2 separate regions of the Homo sapiens genome follow, and region 1 is linked to region 2. The links are chromatin contacts, found by Hi-C or POLR2A ChIA-PET in ENCODE. All regions are on one chromosome and are shown on one strand. The core of a region is the stretch at or near the end of the contact, and the rest is flanking DNA. Distances in the headings are between cores, read along the strand shown. Region 1 holds the start of LINC02589 (long intergenic non-protein coding RNA 2589). Region 2 holds the start of TCEAL8 (transcription elongation factor A like 8).

Region 1 (4,810 bases), core at 45-2,544, 300 kb after region 2:
GAAACTATTAAGGTATAGTAACTGACATTTTAACTAACACTTGCAAAATTTCTGGCTTAAAAAATCATTATAGGATGGAAAAATACCATGGTCACCAGGAGATAATTTATATAATTTATATTACAATCTCAAAATGCTAGAAAGACCTAACGACTGCATATTTCCATATCCATTTGAGAGATACATAGGAATCACTGATGATTATTTATATAGGCAGAAAAATATATGTAAATCTATAGCAAATGCATGTTAAACATCCAGTTGCTTCCCCAAATGAACTATTCATTGCTTTGTGACAATGAAAGGCATCTTTAACATGGGCCTCAGAAGCTACCACAAAGCACATAGCTGCTGATGGAAGGAAATTCCACCTGCTAAACCTCTTCTCCAATGATGAGATCAAAGGAATTTCTCTGCTTGTAGGCTATTTTATAAACCTCACAGAGCTATTCCACAACATGCTTCTGTCCAGATCTATGAGCTCACTTGAGCCAGGTGTCATATCCCACCAGGGATGGAAGTGTTGGGGGTCTCCTTAGTACTGCTGCCCTTCAAATCTGGAGTAGAAGCTTCAGCAGCCATCACGACCCTGATCCTCAAAACCTACCTTCTTCAGACACCTGATATGAGCTCAATCACCTGATGAAGAGCTGCACAGGGACAGAGAGAAGCCAGCAATCACTGTGCTTTCTTGGAGTAACTATGTGCCAGGCATTAAGCTAGGCACTGAGTCAGTGACCAGTGACAATAATACAACTGGGTAGTGATCATAACAACCAGAGATACAATGGGATTCTCACCAGGGCCTTTTTCTTCTCCTTTTCCCATCTGTCTCCCAATAACAAATTTGAAAAGGAATAAGAGGCCTGAATTCATACAGACATTCACCATCCTGCAATAACCACAGGGCTACCTACCGGCTTGCACCTGTATCACTGAAGCTTCCAGCAATCCTGTGGGTGAGCATTTTTATCCCCATTTCACAGAGGAAGACGCTAGGCTCAGAGAGAGTGTTTACCTGTCTCATTTTTTGGCACCTTGCCTTTACTTGGAAAGTAGCTCCGGGACACCCCTGGAGCAGGACACCACATTCACTGGGGCCAAGGGAGTCCTACTTCTCCCTGCCTCATCAGACAGCGAGGGCAACTTGTCCCAAAGCGGGAACAAGGCAACTTGGATATGGGATCTCTTCCTCTCTCTACATCGCAGAGCACCCGCAGCCACAGTTGAGTCTAAACACCTGAAGACGAAACCCTGCTCTCCTCACCAGGCCAAGTCGGTCTCCATTAAAAAGTCGTCATGGTTGTCACAGTCGCCAAAATGACGTCAGGTTACTATGGTAACCGCGATGCGCAGGCTTGTCCTCCACACCGAAAATGCTTCTGCACGACCCTCCCCTTCAAGCCTTCGCCTTTCCCTGGAAGCGAAACACCTTCATTCTTCAAGCCACCACCTGAGAAAATTTAATAGTAATAATTAGAGGAACTAGGCTGGGACCCAAGCAATTGGAGGAATTTTACAGGTTGTGGAAACAAAGCACGTCTCTGTTGTCAGGAATTTTACTTGCTTACAAGTGACAGTAGAGGAGTATCATCAGTACACAGAGACCCAGGGAGCCATTCTAAGGCTCTCGGTGATGAGATGGCCCTCTGAGGGGGAACAGGTACAACTCACAGATCATGCTAAGCAGACATCTGTGGCAGAAAACTAAGAGACTGCCTATAATCATGTGACTGAATGACCTAGAGACACCAAAATATGTCATTTAAGAAATCTCAGAGTTATTTCAAGGAATCAGGACAAGAATATTATACTTACTTAGTAGGCAGAAACTTATTCAATTGAATCATATACAGATGCTCTTCAACTTAGGATGGGGCTATATCCTGACAATCCTATCTTTAGGTTGAAAATATCATAATTCAAAAATGCATTTAATACATCACTAAACCTATTATAAAGTGGAAAAACCGTAAGTTGAACCACCATAAGTCAGGGACCGTTGGTATTGAGTTACCCTGGGAGATTCTTACCCTCCATTTCTGATATTTTCATCCATGTGGTGGGGCATCCATGACAAAAGCAATTCCATCCTCTCTGCACACTCACTCCTTCTCTATCACAGGAATCAGCTACTTGATTAGCAAGTTGAGAAGGAGAACCACGGGTTGCACAGCCAAGGCCCTTTCCCTTTAAAACTCTTGGTACGAAAGAAATAAGTTCTAATGTTTTATAGCAGAGAAGGGTGACTATAGTTAACAACAATGTATTACATATTTCAAAATAGCTAGAAGAAAGGACTTGAAATGTTCCCAACATATAGATATGATAAATACTCGAGGTGATGGATACCCTAAATACCCTGACTTGATCATTACATATTCTATGCATGTAACAAAATATCACATGTACCCCATAAACATGTACAATATTATGTATTAACTTTTTGAAAATGTGTTCTGCTCTGCCCTCAGGAGTGGGTCTTCCAATAGGCTCAAATCTCTCCTTCCATTTTCTGGGTCTCACTGGCTTCCCAACTGTTTCTATGATCTTGCTCCAAAATGCTCGGGTCTTTAAGCGGCCTCCAAAATAACTGCCACTCCAAGTTTGAGCTCTAAACCAACTAAGAGTTATGGCAAAAGCATAAGGAGAATAGTACATCAACTTTATTCCCTGTAAAGGTGAGATTGGAGAATGTGTCTTAGATGTGCTGGCATGTGGGCTTCCTATTAATGAGCTACAGAATTGGACAGACTTATCTACCCAGCAGGGCTATGCTGAGACAGCCACAAACGTCAAGAACTAAAATGCATATTCCATCTGCTATCTGCTGAAGGAGTCCTGCCTTTGTGTGCCCAAGGAAAGTGACTTCCTTGCTAAAGGCTATCTCTATAGGAGGAGAAAATATTCCAGGACACCTTCTTTGAGGAACATTTCTCAAAGTGAATAAACACCTCTCTGTTCTGATTGTATACTCACCAAGCAAACTTCTGAGGATATGGTTTTCCATATGGCCTGCAGAGCCATTTATGACAACACTTTCTTACTCCCTTAACAAGCATGATTACAGTGGAGGCTCACCTTATGGAAAAGGATTGGAATTGATTTCTAAATTCCAAGAGTAGAATGAAAATCATACATCAGAAAAATTTATCTTGGAAATCTCTTCAAGAAGGAATTGATGGAATGTTCAGAAGTTTATACTCACACATTAACCCACAGACAGACTATATCTAAAATTATAACAAAGTCCTACCAAGGCTTCTAGAATAAGGGAATACCTGTATTACCCAATGATAGAAAAAGTACACTCAAATGGCATGTTTTGAATATCCATTTCTGCTTAACCAAACACCCCAAAACAATAGCTACTTATCTCTCAGGATTCTGTGTGTTCACTGAGCTCTGCTGGTTGTTTTTTGCTCCATGTGGTGTCTGTCACCTGGGCTGTGGTCATGGAGGCTACACTTGGCTGGGATATCTGAGAGTGCTGACTCACATGAATGACAACTGGCGCAGGTGTGTGCTGGGAGCTCAGTGGTGGCTGTTGACTGTAGCCCTTTGGTTCTACTTCACAGAGTCCTCCATGTGTATGGTTGCCAGATTCAATTTATTCTAAGCCAGTTAAATTTGAATTTCAGATGAACAACAAATAATTTTTAGTCTGATGCAATATTGTTTTGTTTATCTGAAATTCAAATACAATTGGGTGTCCTGGATGTATGCTTATTTGTTAAATCTGGCAGCCCTAGGGGAGGAGAATGTTAATCTATAAGCTTAACGACCCTCTGGGATGACTCATGCAGTGGGGCAGATCTGGAAAAAATGAGCAGATTACATTGGCAATAAAGAAAATACCTGGTGCTGATGGTATGAAGGGGAAACAATCACATACAGTGTTGGTATCAAATGGGCATATCACTTTTCTGAGGCCCATATTATTATGGATTAATAACTTGAATGCCTTTTGATACAGAAGTCCTGTTTCCACCAACAAGTGACATTCAACTGAGGGTTTAGAAAAGGATACCACTCGGATTCTGACCTGCAATCTAGTTAAGGAGTCCTGGCTGAGGGGGCAGTTCAGGAGCCACATGAGTTCCCTGTTCCAGGGAGGAAAGACAGATACTTATGGAGCAGAGTGTTTAGAGGATCCAGCTTTAGGTTCTTCATGTTAGTGTCTGGATTTAATCTCATGACAGCCCTGCTAGTGAGGTGTCAGTATCCTCTCTTCATGGATGTCTGTGACTCCAAAGCATATGCTCCTAACCACAGAGCTAGATGGCAAAGAGGTTTCTCATCAGGCCTCTGCCAGAGCCAGAGATAGAACCTGGCAGCCTGAACCCCTTTATTGGCTAATTGCATAGCTTTAGCAAATATATCAGGACACGTATTGTTGAGGTGGTTAATCTCTATTCTCCCTGTGTTTATCCTCCTTGCATCAGGGAGTGCCCCTTCCCCTTGCCTAAAGAGAAGTTTATGGCAGAGATGGAAGCAGAAGCTATCTGAAATCAGTGTTTCTTCCATCCTTTATGAAAACTTAAATTTATAGAAATGATTGGGTTGTTTTTACCTGGTAGGGAAGAGAGGACCTCTGAAGACACAGTGAGGGTAAGGAAGGGAAATTTCTTCCAGACAGGGATGAGGTTAGAGGTCTACAGTCTCCTCCAGGAGTAGGGACCTGAGCACTGCTCCATATCAACACTTGAGGTAGCTCTGTGGATGGTTTATTGAGGCTGAGCATCTGGTCATGATATATTTTCTAGTATGGACCAAGAGATGGATGGAGGAGGAATAGGGTTCCAAATTT
Region 2 (5,335 bases), core at 1,637-4,136:
CCCCAGCAGTCTTCCGAACCAGTAAGTCAGGCCTGCCCAGGAGCCTTCAGGAAGAGATCATCCCACGAGGACAAAACCTCATTCCTTAGACTTAGAGCAAAAACTGTGATTACAACAGGTCTTTGACTCAAACTTATACCCCAGTCCAAATCCCAAATGGAGTCATCACATCTGACTCCTATGGAGAAGAAGGGTCTTGTGATTGAAAACAGAAGGGTTATTTTGCTAAGGGCTCTGAAAGACCTTGTGGCCCAAGCAACCCTAGAGAAGTCCCACCTGTGTTAAGTGTCACTATAAAGCAGAGAGAAGCTTTAGAAGACAGTGAAAGTTCAACCTACTGAGGACTCCAGGGAACTCGGTGGGGTTTTGGCCCTCAAGGACTGCAGTGCATCAGCAGTAGTGGGGCCAGCAGGGAGCACAGCACTCAGCAGAAGAGGCAGCAGTGTTGGGCAGGCATGGCAGGAACCAGGGGAAGAGACAGGGTTCAATAGCAGAGGACTGATAGGTAAGCCCCCACCTCTGCCTACTGGACTTGATCCTGAGTACAAGTTGCATCATGCCAGGCCCTCCCTTAAATATTGGTGCTTCTATAGTGGGTTGGGATTCCGTATGCACAGGTGGGAACAAGATCTCACTGAGCACAGCTGTTACTGCCTCATTTCTTCCCCACTGCAGCCCTGTGAAGCAAATATTTTCCCCATGAAAAGACTGAGTCTTAAACGTGTGTATCTGTAATAATTGCCAGTTTATTCCTCTGGCTAAGAGATCCAGAGGTAATTTGAGGTTTACATTTCTTTTTAAAGTTCTTTCATCAAGAGTTTAGGTGCCCCCATTGCCCTCATAAGCTGGTTGCAAATTATTTGACTCTTACTTGTAAAAAAAATCCTTAATTCTTTTTGTGTGTGAGACACGTGTTCATTAAAAAGTACATATAAGCAAAAAGAACAAAAAGAAGAAAACAAATAAAATTTCACACCACACAGAAATAAGCTTGGTTAAGTTTGTGATATATGTTATATGGATGTATGTATACACACACGCACACACACAAAGTTTGGAATTTTATCCTACATATGTGAGCTGATATTAAATATGCTGCTTTGCCATAACCTGTTATGTTTTACTTTACAACATGGAATGAACATATTCCCATGCAAATGTGTGAAAGTTTCCAATTGAAAAATAGACCTGGAAAATGGGTCAAAATCCAAAATCCAATGAGATGCTGGTACCAAGGAAATTACCTAAAACAAAATTTCATCAGATGATTAAAAGTAAAATGGAGGTCAAAGATACATCAGAAAATGCTAACAGAAAGAAAGCTGGGGCCAGATTTTAATATTAGGCAAAAATGAATTCAAGGCCTAAAGCACACAGGATAAGGACGGCTGCGTGAATGTCTTTGCTTCCAATGCATCATCACAAACTTGTTTCTTACTCTTCTTATCTCTTCCCTAAGCCTTTCAAGCTCATCTACTCCTCTTATCATTTCTTCAGGGTCCAAATGCCTAACGGGTGTGTCCTCTTTAAATCCCTGGCCAGGCTGATTCGGCCCTCCTCTGGGGTTTCCTTCTGCTTCCTGGCTTACGCCTTCTTCGGAAGGTTGAGGATTTCCTTCTGCCTCCTGTGGTACATCCTCCAAAGGGCGATCTTCCTCGGCCTTTGGCATGTTCTGTGGTTTTCCCTCATTTTCTTCACAAGACTTTTGCATATTGAGTATTTTTTATTTCCTTTTTGAATAAATTAATCCTAGAAAACAAGGAAACAAAACTACTAGATTCCAGGCAAACAGACCAGCAGTCAGAGTATGGGGTCCCATAGCGACTGGCCTTTTTTGACTCAGTACCCTAATTGTCAAAAGTTTTCCAACTAGAGAAAGCTGGATCCTCAGGCTCAGAACTCCCCTGACTCCACCTCCCTTCGCGCCCCCTTTCGTTCCAGCTCCATCTTTCTCCTCCTGCTCCTGCCCACCATCTTCCCAGCAGGCCCTGCTACAAGCCTCTCCTAATACTGAAATGGGAGCAGTACGGAAGCAATTAACCCTTCTCCCGCCTCTGGTCTCCAACACTCCCGCCCTTCAGACTTTCCCAGGCCCTCTCAACCTCCAGCCTCTCACCTGAGACGGCTGGTCCAGTCTCTGGCCTCCCCTCCCCCTTCAGCGTCTCTTAAGCCTCCTCCTCCCCCGCCTCATTTCCGCTGCAGGCTCGGCACCGGCCTCTGGCACTTAATCCGGATGGGGAGGGGCTGCTGCGACCCCAGGATGTGCTTTGGTGTCACTCACACTTCCACCCCCACCCGAAGAGACCTGAAGCAATTGCACCTTTACAAAAACTGACCTGCAGGGATTCAGGGGATTTTCCTCTCTCTTCCCTCACCTCGATTTGTGTCGCGCCCAAAAAACCAAATATCCTGCAGACAGATGGGAGTGTTTGGTGAGCAGACTAGTACCTGGATCACGGGTCCCTTTCATGATTCTAGGCCATGTTGGTGTAAAGTTTCCCATGTCCTCATCCTCGCCCTCCTTTTATGGCAACCCCGCCCTCCTCCGTGCCCACCGTTTTTCTGCAAGCAGGGAGTAGGAAAAGCAAGTTTCTTCCAAACAGTTTCTATGTCTCTCTCTCAGGACCCTTAATTAGCTACCCTTCTCTCTCTCCACCCGCCATCCCCCACCAAACAGCCCCAAATTTCCTGCACAAAATGGGAGTTTGGCGGAACAGAAGTGGGGAAAGCAGTGCCGGCCCCGCTTGCTTTCTGCTCTCGGCCTCCTCGACCCCAGGGTCTCCAAGTCAGCGCCCACGTTTATACTAACCTGAAAGGATCTTGGGCACTTTTCTCCTTCTCCAGCAATAAGGAGCTGCTACAGGGAAACAGGCCCTGGACTATAAGGACTTCTGCACACGTCGACTCCTGGTCACGTGAGAGTCGCGTCATCACTGAGCTCGAGTCCCCAGTTACCCCTCCCATTAACACTGCAGCCCGCCCGCTGCGTTCCCTCCACTTGATACTGTCAATCTTTTTTCGTATTTGCCAATCGGAGACAATAAACTGTTATCTTCGCCCTGGAGTATTTATTCGCCTTTCTCAGATTACCAGGAGGATCAGCCTTTTAGGGGTAATCGACCATTTCTCCTTCTTTGAGGAATCATCTCTTTCTTCTGCTCCCAATACTCCCACCTCCCCTCCTCCAAGACCCCTACAGTCCACCATTTCCCCTGGAATCCTATCCAGCATTGAAATGGGCAAAGGTGGTAGATCGGGAAGAGGGGGCTGGAAAAGAATCTAAGGTTGAAAGTGGAGGATTTGACTAATCCTCTTGAATAGTTTTCTGTTGTGTTCTATGTTTTCAGCAATCAGCATACTTTTAAAAATGGTATCAGAAAACGGATGCCTCATAAGCAATATGTAACACTTAATATGAAGGACAAATTAGTTATATCAATGTGTAAGACTTTGGAAAAGTTTTCTAATGGCTGGAAATGAAATGACAATATTCACAACATATTGATGTGTTAGAATTTTTTAAAATCTTACCAAACAGCACTTAAAAAATTGACTCCCAAATTAATGTGTGGAAGGAGGCCTAGTTTTCTCTTGTTAGCAATTTTGTATAGGTAATCTACTACTCTTTCTATTTCTGGCAGAACTCAAGTTATCAAGTGTTGGATGTCTGATCTTTTTCATTGATGACCACTGGTGGCATCCACTAAGGTTTCACTTGGAGGCTTCAGACAGACTTCCTCCCCATTTCCTCTATAGGATTCAGTATCTTGTTAATCAGATAAGTCCACAGAAAAGCCTGCTTTCCACTGAGTAAAATTCTTTTGGAACTCAAAGTAGTATGTTTCTTGGAAAACATTTCGTTGTTGGGAAATAACTCATACACTCATGAAACACTCAGAAAAGAGAATTCTCTGTATCTCACCATCAGGCTTGAGGCTTCTTTGCATGGCATTTTCATTCATGGCACTCTTGAGATAGTCTGGTATCATCCACTGTGTCCCATTAAAAGAACTATTGACATGCATAATTGTTATGATTAGAAAGCAAAGAGAACAACATTGCTGTAAAAAATAATATTAAACAGGAAACTGATATCCCTGCAACTCAGAATCCACTGGTACTTGGAAGGATGGTGGTGCCTGGAGTGGCATTCTGGCCAATGGAGCCAGCTGGAGAGTCAGAAGAAGACAGAGGGGGTCTTTTGTCTAGGGTGGTCACAGCAGGATGCCTTAGCCAACAAGAACACCCACCAGAGAAGAGAAAAGAAGGTTTGGAAAAAATAAATATTTTTTGGACTTAATGATTTATAGTTGAAGCATGACAAATTTCTTCCACACTTGAGGGATAAATGTTCTATTGTTTGAGAGAGAGCTTTTAATATAAATATAACTAGCAAATTATAAAGATTTAATCATTGCCTATCACCAAATGTTTCCACTCTTTTAAATGTAACCATTTAGTGAGGAACAACTCTGATCTTTTAAAAGAAAAATCATCAGCAGCAAAATGGACTTTGTGTGTGTGTACACTTCTATGAAGTTTAACCAATGTATAGATTTGTTTAACCACCACTGCAATCAGAATACAGTTCAATCACCCCCAGAAACTCCTGCATGCTGTCTCTTGTAGTCCTATTTGACTGCCTTCCCTAAACTCTGGCAACCACTAATATATTCCCCATTACTACACTTTTGTCTTATTCAGAATATTATGTAAATGATTTCATTTTTCAATTTTTGTGCACTGGCTTCTTTTGGGACTGGCTTCTTTCACTCAGCATAATGCCCTGGACATCCATTTGAGTTGTTGCATGTATCAATAGTTTATTCTCTTTTTTGCTGAGTAGTATTCTGTTATTTAGCTATTCCACAGTTTGCTTATTCATTCACCTGCTGAAGGACATTTGAGTTATTCCCAGCTCTAAGCAATTATGAAAAGAACTGCTGTAAACATTCATGAACAGATTTAGGCCATTGCTTCACTTCTGGACTTCCTGCCTCCAGCGCCTCCCTCTCTCCCTTTAATCCACCTTACACATTACCTTGTCCCTGCTTTCAACAGTCATTCTCCTGCTCAGTGACCCTGGATGGTAACCGCACCACTCACCAAGTAAATCCTATACTCCTTATCTTGACATTCAGCCTCCATCAGAATTGAACCTCAGGACATGTTTCTAGCCTCATCATCTCCTTCTCTGCCCCATCCAAAATAAACCCTTACTTCATTGTCTACAGAAGCAGTGAGATCAAATTAAAAATTAAAAACTAATAATAATAAACAACCCTTAGTCACTGTGCCCAAGCATGCCTTATACTTCTCTCTTTGTCCTTGTTCG

Evidence for each region. A loop is a pair of places that touch in the nucleus more often than their neighbours do. ChIA-PET counts read pairs that join two places held with the same protein, here RNA polymerase II (POLR2A). Pooled maps may share reads with other maps.
Region 1: a pooled map shows a loop between it and region 2 (2.3-fold over the local background). The contact joins the promoter of LINC02589 here to the promoter of TCEAL8 in region 2. A Hi-C loop is called at or near these places in 1 of 50 pooled maps. POLR2A ChIA-PET finds 5 or more read pairs at or near these places in 2 of 52 experiments (AG04449 and OCI-LY7).

Annotation. Positions count from the first base shown.
Region 1 is chrX:103,553,659-103,558,468 of GRCh38, forward strand. LINC02589 (long intergenic non-protein coding RNA 2589) reads right to left here and starts at 1,295. Exons shown (of 6, transcript NR_131237.1): 1 at 1,268-1,295. RefSeq lists an enhancer at 1,090-2,289.
Region 2 is chrX:103,252,269-103,257,603 of GRCh38, forward strand. TCEAL8 (transcription elongation factor A like 8) reads right to left here and starts at 2,887. Exons shown (of 3, transcript NM_153333.3): 1 at 2,810-2,887; 2 at 2,337-2,409; 3 at 727-1,749. The coding sequence starts at 1,711. The coding sequence ends at 1,358. RefSeq lists an enhancer at 2,824-2,873.